Regions from separate parts of the Homo sapiens genome. Here region 2 is linked to region 1. Evidence: read pairs that join two places in POLR2A ChIA-PET (ENCODE). Cell type or tissue: A673. All regions are shown on one strand.

Region 1 (5,000 bases):
GGAAGGGGGATTGTACAGGGAAATTCACATTTGAGGATCCCACACCATATGGTCCAGGCTTAACTGCCAGCAGTTTAGCAAAGTGTGAAAAACGTCATCCACCAGCGCCTAGATTGGAGTTACCAGGGCTCAAGGAATATTGAATTCAGCTCAGCTCATGTCCCTGTGGGGGCCATAACTCATCTTCTCAGCTATCTGTTTTCCTGGCAATAAGGAGAGAGCTTCTGGGATCATTCACTGGGCAATCCCATTCCATATCAATCGATTAGGCCTTAAAGACTAGGTTTTCTTCCTGTGATTTTCAGAATCACAAATGGAATAATGAATTGATTGTAGCTCAAAGGCTAAATAAATCTGAGTTGGCACAGACATGCTGATAGCATTATTTTTATTACTGCATATGGGGGAACATCAGAGCTACTACTTATTTCCATGAAGATCTGTAGTATGATGAATCTACTCTGTCCGTGAACTTATGTACAAAGACTAATGCCAGTTGGGTACACGAATCACAGTGAGTCTTTGCCATTTATTTTATCATACAAATTAATGTGTACTCAACAATTTAGCACCAATTCACTGAAAACATGAAGGATGATAGTGTCTGATAAACAGTGACGTTCTGTAATTGTATGGTGGCAACCAGAATTTTCTATGAACCTTCCCCAAAAATGTCTCTTGTGTCTTTGTCAAATATTGTGACTTAGATGGAAACACTATTAGGTAGACACATCGATAGGCCATTACAAATAGAGAAGGCATTTAATTTTTTTCTCTGATTATCTAAACATATGTATGAAAAGTTGTGTTTCTATTTTTAAGCAATGATTAATATTTACACTCTGCTAAATATTCAGGGAGTTATACTTCACCTTGTATTTCTGAAGCAGATCTAAGATAGATAAGGGGATAAGAGTCTCTCTCTCTCTCTCTCTTTTTTATTTTTTTTTTTTTTTTTTTTTTTTGGAGAAGGAGACTTGCTGTGTTTCCCAGGCTGGAGTGCAGTGGCGCGATCTCAGCTAACTGCACCCTCCACCTTCCAGGTTCAAGCGATTCTCCTGACTCAGCCTCCTGAGGAGCTGGGATTACAGTGCCACCACCACGCCCAGCTTTTTTTTTTTTCTTTTTGTATTTTCAGTAGAGATGGGGTTTTGCCTTGTTGGCCAGGCTGGTCTCACACTCCTGACCTCAGGTGATCCATCCACCTTGGCCTCCCAAAGTGCTGGGATTATACGCGTCAACCACCGCATCTGGCTTGATAAGGGTCTCCTTATAAAAATATTTGCATGTCTTATCCATGCATTGCTTTTGTGTTTGTGATAGAAATATTTGCTAACATGTCACTCTATGAACTATTAAAGAAGGCATCAAGTACTCAAATGTTCAAGAAAAGATGGTAACGTTTAGAATGAAAAGAGACTGCCTTAGTTTTCTTTTTGTGTTTCCCTGAAAGAAAACACTTCTGTTCATGCCCGAGCAATGCATAGATGTCTGAATCTGTCTAGAAACAAAAGTACTGAACTTGGCAGCCCTTGGGAACGGTTGTTTTGAGTTATTTTCTATATGTTATTTCAAGCTTTAGCTATTAAATTGAAGTAATAGTTTGGAATCCATTGCACTGAATTGAATGAATGTGACAAACTATTACGGCTGGAACTATTTGGCTTTTATAAGTAATTTCTAACTCTTTTGTAAACTTTATATATTTATGCAGTCTCTAGCTTAAAGAACAAAGCTATATAAATCATTAATATTCACCTTTTAGATAATATCTAGAGATTTGTCCCTATCAATCTGTTTATCTATCTACCTACATACCTACCTATCTACCTACCTGCCTACATAGCGTCTATCTCTTTTATTTTGAATTCACAGTGTGGTTCCCATTTGTGCCCAAAACAATTTGAAAGAAAAACTTACAAAGAAAACTTTAATTAATATTGTTTAAATTTTTAAAATTCACATGTTATATCACCTCTTATTAAGGAACTCTTTTAGGTACTTCCAAAACTGAAGATGTTTTATTTCATGACAGGATTTTTTACCTAAAAATAATGCTCCCTGATCTTTTGTGGTTTAATGAAAATTTTTATAATTTTCAAAGATGAATGCATTGATTTTGATTCTCGGTTTTTTTCCTAAGAACATTTAGGTTATAATATTCTTCCTTTTTCTAAGATTATAGTGCTTTGCACAGTGTTTATTATTTGAATGGAAATCTTTACTAGTTCTGTCATTTAAAACTAGTACAGAGTAAAAGCTAATTTAAAATTCTATGCTCTGAAAATGTTTACAAGGTATCTCACCAAACCTTCCCAAAGAACTGAAAACAATTCATTTGTCCATTGTAAACAGGATTATAGAATTATCTGTTATCTTAAAAACCAGGTATAAATGATCATCTTCTTTTTCTTTAACATATTTTAATAAAAAATGACTTATCTTCCTCTGTCCACTGAGTAATCAGATACTGCTTTATTTCTTTTACGAGTAAATGAGGTTAATCTTCATCAGAATAGAAGAGTGTCACATTCAAATGGGAGAAATGTAGTTAAATAAGGCTTTGTAAGGAAACAACTATGAATAAATACAGAAATGTGCTAGAACAAAATTATAAGTATTCATTAGAAATTTTTCTCATGTTACCAATTGTACCAGATGATAGTAAAATTATCTCCTAAAGGCAAACACACTTTTTAGAGAAATCTTTTACATTCACTATTCCTCAAAACTCTATGGAAAGTAATGTTTTCTATCATGTGCATAAGGAAATAACATGATTTAGTACATTCAGAAGTCTTCCTTCCTTCCCTCCCTCCCTCCCTTGTTTCCTTCCTTCCTTCCTTCCTTCCCTCCTTCCTTCCCTCCTTCCTTCCTTCCTCTCTCCCTCTCTCTTTCTCTCCTTCCTTCCTTTTTTCCTTCCTTCCTTCCTTCCCTCGCCCCACTTTCCTTCCTTCCTTCTCCCCACCTCCCTCCCTCCTTCCCTTTCCTTCCTTCCTTCCTTCCTTCCTTGCTTCCTTCCTTCCTTCCTTCCTTCCTTCCTTCCTTCCTTCCTTCCTTCTTTCCTTCCTTCCTTCCCCTCTCTCTCTTTCTTTCTTTCTTTTTTTTCCTTTCTTTCTCTCTTTCTGTCATCAACCCATCCAAGGTAAATCTGTTTATTTCAGGACACCTTCTTGAAGCAGCTATAGCTCAGTTACTTATTGGTCCATAAGTAACTAAAATGGAAATTAAAATTACTTTTGCCGTGAGAGTCAAAATGTTATTTTGCTCCCTTGAATAAGTTTGCTATGGTTTGAGCAGATTTAGAATGTATTTAATAGGCTTTGTTCAGATAGTTTTGTTGCTGAACAATAATTATAACAGCCATTTCAAGGATTTTAAAAAATTTTGCTTTGTCCATGTATATCTCTTATCTTGTTACTAAAGAGAGAATGTGATATATTCTGCACACAATCACAAAAGAAAAAACTCTATTTTTATCTTTTCCTTAAGGACAATGTTGAAACATTTCAAAGAGAACATTTTTTTTTTCCAGTTAGTGATCACTGGTGAATGCAAATTGCAGTAAATGGTAAATGGCTGTGGCACTGTTCCTCCTGATTTTCTATTGACTTTTTAAATGTTTGTCAGAAAGAATCGAGGAAGAGAAAATGATTTTCAGCTTTGAAGCAGTCCGTGAGATAAAGCCAGGAGTGAGTTGACAGCAGGGAATCAGAATCTGGGACAAATATTAATTTTCTCACATTACTCCATTTTATTCCAACAGAGCTTTCCCCCAGTCATCCTCTCTCTGCTCAATGGCCACCTTATCAATGTATCATTGTCTTCCTTTGGGCTGCAGTTGCAAAATTAGGAACTCAAGAACTTGGCATTGCCAGCAGTGCTTTTAAAAATCCTTATGTCTTGGCAAGGTTGGAATATACTAAAGTGTTTTTTTTTCCAAAGTCTCTAAAGAGAAATTTGGCAATTTGTATGTGTGTGCACGTGTCTGTGTGTTTGTGTGTGAGTTTGTGTATGTTTGTATGTATATGTATGTGCATACTCAACATGTGTGCATTATTTCAAAGGATTTTAAAAATGACTTTTGTGGGAGAAATTAATGGTGGCTTGGATAGCCCTTGTACATGATACTTATTGTCCTCTTCAATTAGATGTTATTTCACTGAGCATTACAATCAACATAAACTAAACAGGTACATGGAAGACTGGCCAAGACTCCATTTGCTCCACTGAATTCCTTAAACTTTATATGCTCTCCAGTTTGTGGCTCTGGAAGACAAGGAAGAGAGACAATGAAAAGAGACCAAGTATAATCGATTAAAAAAACACAGAGATCAGAAATTATGAAAAGATAGAGAGAGGATACGATGGTGAACCCAACATTCTGGGCACCATAAATGGCAATCTCCAATTCTCTCATCCTCATTGGCCTCCTTCCAATACAAGCACATAAATCCCCGTGAGCCTTGTCCACTTCGGTTTGTTCCAACCATCGTGTTCACTCTCCTTTCTTATTGGCAAATTTGCCCTCTCAACCAAGTATTTCTTTTTACTAAGAACTCATATACTAGTAACGACTTCTGTAGTCTGAAACCATTCCCCATGTCACCATTATGGCAAAGCCATCACGAGTATAAAGTACATTCTCTTCTGGAATAAGTGAAAGGGCCTCTCTATTTAAATCAAGGTTTGGAAAATTAAACTCTCTGGATATCGCTCCAAACCAAGAAGCCATGAAATGACTGGACTGTTTCAAAAGACCAAGTCTGGGGAAAATCTAACTGAGATTGGAATCTCCTTGAGAAAAGAAACAATTCTGGGTACTTTGCTCATGTTCATAAAGCATCCATTGATTTGAAGCAACTTGTATGGATGTAGGGAAAGTAGTGTTTAACTGAGGGTTAGACATAAAACCAAAAAGGATAGAGAGACTACTTCCTTTCTGACCAAGAAAACCAAGACTCATTTGTGGTTTGGACTGGAAGTAAAACGGAGTCCAT
Region 2 (5,000 bases), 620 kb after region 1:
CTCTTGTATAGAGGCTAGCAGTGGATATCTGGCTAAGCCATCTTGCTTGTTTCACTGATGGGTGTCCTAGTGATTGGCTCACGTATCCCAGTGTCTCTTGATCAGTAGGGGGCAACGTGATATAACACACATCCAGACAGAATAAACCATATTGTGTCAGCATTCTTCAGAGCATTAGAAGGCCTGGACAAAATTAGGTGTTTATAAGAAAAAAGTGAGATTCCTTAAGAAAGTTAAAACCCACTAATAGAATGAGATTACAGCTTATAGGTCTAACATTGTCAAACTTAAATATGTGACATACTTCTTTTATTGACTTCCTATATATTCTCAGAGGAAATAGTTCCTCTTTGGTCTGATATTATCTCACCTAATATTAGGTAGCACCCACTATTAATAAAAGAAGAAAGAAGGGGCTGAGGCCAAGAGACTCTGGCTTGGCGTTTCCCTTCCACCATTGGTATCTTCTCCCTCACTCCCCAAGGCATAAGATTCCATGGAAATCTAGAATTGGTTTCATTAACCTCTGAATTTTACTCTTGTTCATATAATATTTTATACATTAATTTATATTTTGTAATTATATCCACTTTAGCATGAGTCCTTTCTAATTCAAATATTCTCTTCCTGTATTTCTAATCATCTCTGGCTGCCTCCATTCCAACTAGGTAGGATACTTCTTGAAATGTCTGCACTGTGATATTTTCTATATTCTTAGTATGCCTGTGATGAAACAAATTTGAAAGCAAATTTCTTGGAAATAGTAATTTGCTTTTCTAGTATGCAGTATTCACAGAAGGTTGTAGACTTCTCTTTCAAGCAAGATGTATGCATGCTACTTTCTCTCTAGGTTTGTAATTATATTGTGTTGTAAATATGTCAATATAGTATCATATTGCCAATAAGATATATTAGCATTACCTACTTCAAAAATAGAAAATTAGATGGATGTTTCAAATTTTTGTGAAGGGAGTGTTGAAAACTTTTTTTTTTTTTTTTTTTTTTTTGAGACAGGATCTTGCTCTGTCACCCAGGCTGGAGTACAGTGGCATGATCATAGCTCACTGTAATGCTGAATTCCTGAGGTCAAGCAATCTTCCTATCTCAGCCTCCTGTGTAGCTAGAACTACAGGCATGTGCCAACATCCCTACTAATTTTTATTTTCTGCAGAGGTGGGGACCTTTCTGTGTTGCCCAGGCTGGTCTCAAACCCCTGGCCTGAAGCAATCCTCCCACCTTGGCCTCTCAAAGAATTAGGATTACAGGTGTGAGTCACTGTGACCACCCTGAAAACTTTTTCACTGTGAAGTTATTTTTCAGTATGAGTAACATACCGAAACAACAATGAGCTGTTGTTCCTGTTGTAAGAACAGAAAAGGATATGAATTCAAACCTGTTATTATGCAAAAGAAGGGAATAATACTGTTTAAAAGTAGAAGATACATTAAAATATCTCTATCCCTAATTTCCTGTTCTCAAAGATATCCATTAAGTAGTCATTTACTTACCTCTCACTCTATTTACTCCTTAGACAGGCTGCATGGAGATTGTAGCATGAATGCAGATATTGGAAATTTACTGGATGTATGATCAGACAAACCAATTGAAGTGGAGAAGAGAACCAATCAGCCAAATCATTACAGAAGTTGCACCACTGCCTGAAATATCTTGACTGATTCTATATAAGTTGAATTTTTGCCGAATAAATTCTGAAAATAATTACAAGCTTCCTTTTGATTTGAATGTTACACATCAAGTTCTAGTAAGAGCTAATTTTACATCATTGACAGATAACAAAATAGAAGGAACAAAGTGCCCTTTGAGTTAAGGGCACTCCAATGTCCCGGAATTTAACCTTTTTGTCAGATCAATAAGGTTTAGTGCAACTAGCCAGACACCTGTCCCTCAGCCTCTCAGTCTAGGAGCAGCTTCTTTCTTTCTTTGGGCTGGGCTTATTCAAGTTAGTGAAGCCAGTCTGGTTTCTTTTAAATCATATCCCCTGCCCCTGCTCATCTGCAGTGAAGGCTGCTGGCTTCATATTTCCATTCTTTGCTTTTATTCTGAGCAGCAATAACTGGACTAGCTAATGTACAGCTTCCTGATAGTTAACCATTCCTCCTAGAAGCTAATCTTTAGAGGGAAAAATCTTTATGCGATTTAATGCAATTTGGGAAAAATGAGCATATTTCCTGAGATCTCTGAGGAGATGCTGTCTTACAATGAGGCAAGAAACTTGAACCAATTATCTGAGGCATACACACAACTGTCAGGAAACAGTAGTTGATGTGCTATTAGTTGCTCTTCTCATACTCCCAGTTGTATAGCTGTGGTTTTTGTCAGCATCTTGGGGAAGAAAAGGGATATTTAGGTGATGATAAATCAATGCAAACTTAATAAGCCTAGTGTTAATCTATCCCTACAATTGTCTCAAAGTATTTTAAAATATCTGGTACAATTAATTTATTCTTTAGCATTGCAGGAAAGATGTTTGTTGGCTTTCTTTTATATTTATTCTATTAATTGGGGTAACAGGCTATCTAAAATAAAATAAGCCAGATTTTGAATTATTCACACTTTTAGGTACATTTTTAGTCAAAATGTTGCCTTTCTGCATATAAGGCTTTGGTAACTACTAATTCTCATTATGCAGGAGGCATTTTCCTGTCTCAAATGTCAAAACAAGAGATTATGGCCACTATAAAACCTGCACACATAGTCCAGATTTCAATTATCTGTGGATGACTCAACACATTATACATGGTGTGTATGGCCCAGGATGCTTGTCCTCATAATTTAACAGTTTCAACCAATTATCCAACACATTCTCTGTCATGCTGCAAAGTGTCTAACTACGCAATGACAATGCAGCCTTAAGGATGCGCCAGGTGACTGCAATATATGTTAAAGGCCACAATGAAGTCATAAGAATTTAGAAGTGTGTTCACTTATGGCGACTGTAATTCCAAGACTTTGACTTGAGAAAACCTCCTGAAAATGCCTGTGAGTAAAAAATTTCTCCTGATCACTAGAGCTATAAATAATAGGTGGAAATATCCAGGTCTAGACTCACAGCTCTTAGAGTGCTCAAAGGAGAATACATTCCCATGAGCTCATGCATTCATTCATTCAATGAGCATTTCAGCTTTTGCTATGTATCAGCTACTACTTGGTACATACTAATTGGTTCTGAAAATCTCAAAGCTTAATTTACAAGTTGATTCCAGTAAGAGGTTAAAAACCTGGCCTTCTTCAGAATAGAAAATGTCTGAGACCTTTATTAAAGAAAATGCATACACACATACACATACACATACATACATGTGCATACACATACCCAAGTTTGTTGTGGAGTGGGTAGGTATGAAGATGTCTTATGACCACGTAATAATGTCACATGTAGCTTCAAAGATATACCTAGCTGTGAAAATCTGTTTTTGTGAGATTTTTTTCACTCTTAGATAGATAAGTCCGAAGAGGCACTTTAGAAATATAAAATGTTTTCCATTCAAGATGTGTCTCAACAAAATTTATGTCTCTATTGTCAGGATGCTTTTAAGTATATTTATGGGCCTGTGAGCTAGGGAGATGACCCATGGGATAGTATTTGGAAATGTTTATTTCTCTTTCACCTCAAAATAGATAGCTAGAAGGACCCCTTGCTGACTTCTGGCCAGAACATCAGATGCATGGCTGCCCACTGCAGAGCTCGAAGACAGCAGGAAGTGGTATCATCTTTCTAAAATAAGAGTATCACTTTAGGTACCCAAAAGGAGACTTAAGAGTTGACTGTAAGTGGTGGGAGCCTAGGGAGGTGGATATTGTCAATCCTGAAAGGAAAGGAATGGCCCCCAAATATCCTCTTAATTTTTCTACTGTTATAACGTTGGATTTTTCAATGATACGATTCAAATGTCCTCTTTATGTTCATGCATCATTATCTAATTTTACATTCTACTTCAAGAAGTTCACTTAAGTCACCTCAGAAAAGACTTTTAAAAAATAAGTTCCAAATGATCTAAGACAGCTCCCTTCTGTCCTTTTGACCTCTGTTGTGCTTATGCCAACCTTCACATTCCTAATTGCTGGATTTCTGAACAAATCTCTGTGACTATCAAATCAGCATTTGCACCTTGATGTTTCCCATTATCATTTCAGTGTGGCTAGTAAAACTCCTCACTCTTCTTACTCACAGTGACTTCAGGCCAAAATCATGATTTGTGGGCAAACACCATAGATAGGGCCCACTGGATCTCCCTCATAGAGACAATAAGAAAGGCAGCCTCACTCGGCTGCTTCCACCCAAGAGAGTTTCTACTTCCCAGAGAGCAAAAACTGCTCCAGCCATAAAAATGTGAATGAAGAAGTTGAATATTCCTTCAGCCAACAGTTATACATAACCACGAATTGTCGAAATGCATTATTTTAATGAATAAAGGTAGATTTTAAAAGCAAAGCAAAAAGTATCATTCTCTCTTTGTAGAAGTGTTTCTTTGGTTATTTAGTTTTTTTCCTTCACCTCCCCAAACCTTCTCCACTGTAAGAAGCCTGCCATAGAAGCATAAATGTTAGAGTAATACATCTGGCTGCAAATTCTTCCAGGAAATAAAAGATAAATTTGCCATCAGGACAAAGAAAGAAAGGGAACTGGATTCAGAGTCATCAAGCACCAGAGAACAAGTCTTCGTAGCTCCGCCCTCTACTTGATTTCATTACCTCCCTAATGGGAATTTGAATGACAGAGCAAGGGAGTAACCATTTAGGTATCTGGCATTGATAACGAATAAACTTACGGGAGAGGGAGTTGCATGCTCACATTTAAAAAGCTCCTGACAAAAAATATGACTTTTTTACATTTTAAGAGATAAAAAAATGTATAAGCAAATACTTTACTATTTGTCTTGAACATTAAATCATCACAGTATAAAAGCACATAATGTGTTTGCTATACTAGCAACACGCATGTTAAAAACAAACTTTCTAAAAGTCATTTAGATTTGCAC

Evidence for each region. Peaks named below come from ENCODE experiments on the same cell type or tissue, not always from the same donor. Only the 100,000 strongest peaks of a DNase experiment are listed, where the experiment ranks them.
Region 2: POLR2A ChIA-PET joins it to region 1 with 13 read pairs; 1 of 35 experiments calls an interaction of 5 or more read pairs at or near these places.

What each region holds. Positions count from the first base shown.
Region 1 is chr10:20,011,370-20,016,369 of GRCh38, forward strand. All of the region lies in intron 2 of PLXDC2 (plexin domain containing 2), which reads left to right. Among named protein-coding and RNA genes, the nearest start is that of PLXDC2, 200 kb to the left of the region's middle. In A673, no CTCF peak of the experiment used is centred here; DNase peaks (open chromatin) are centred at 2,872 and 3,162; H3K27ac peaks cover 4,646 bases.
Region 2 is chr10:20,629,208-20,634,207 of GRCh38, forward strand. No RefSeq gene overlaps it. Among named protein-coding and RNA genes, the nearest start is that of MIR4675, 80 kb to the left of the region's middle. In A673, a CTCF peak has its summit at 141 (motif pointing right); DNase peaks (open chromatin) are centred at 2,194 and 2,724.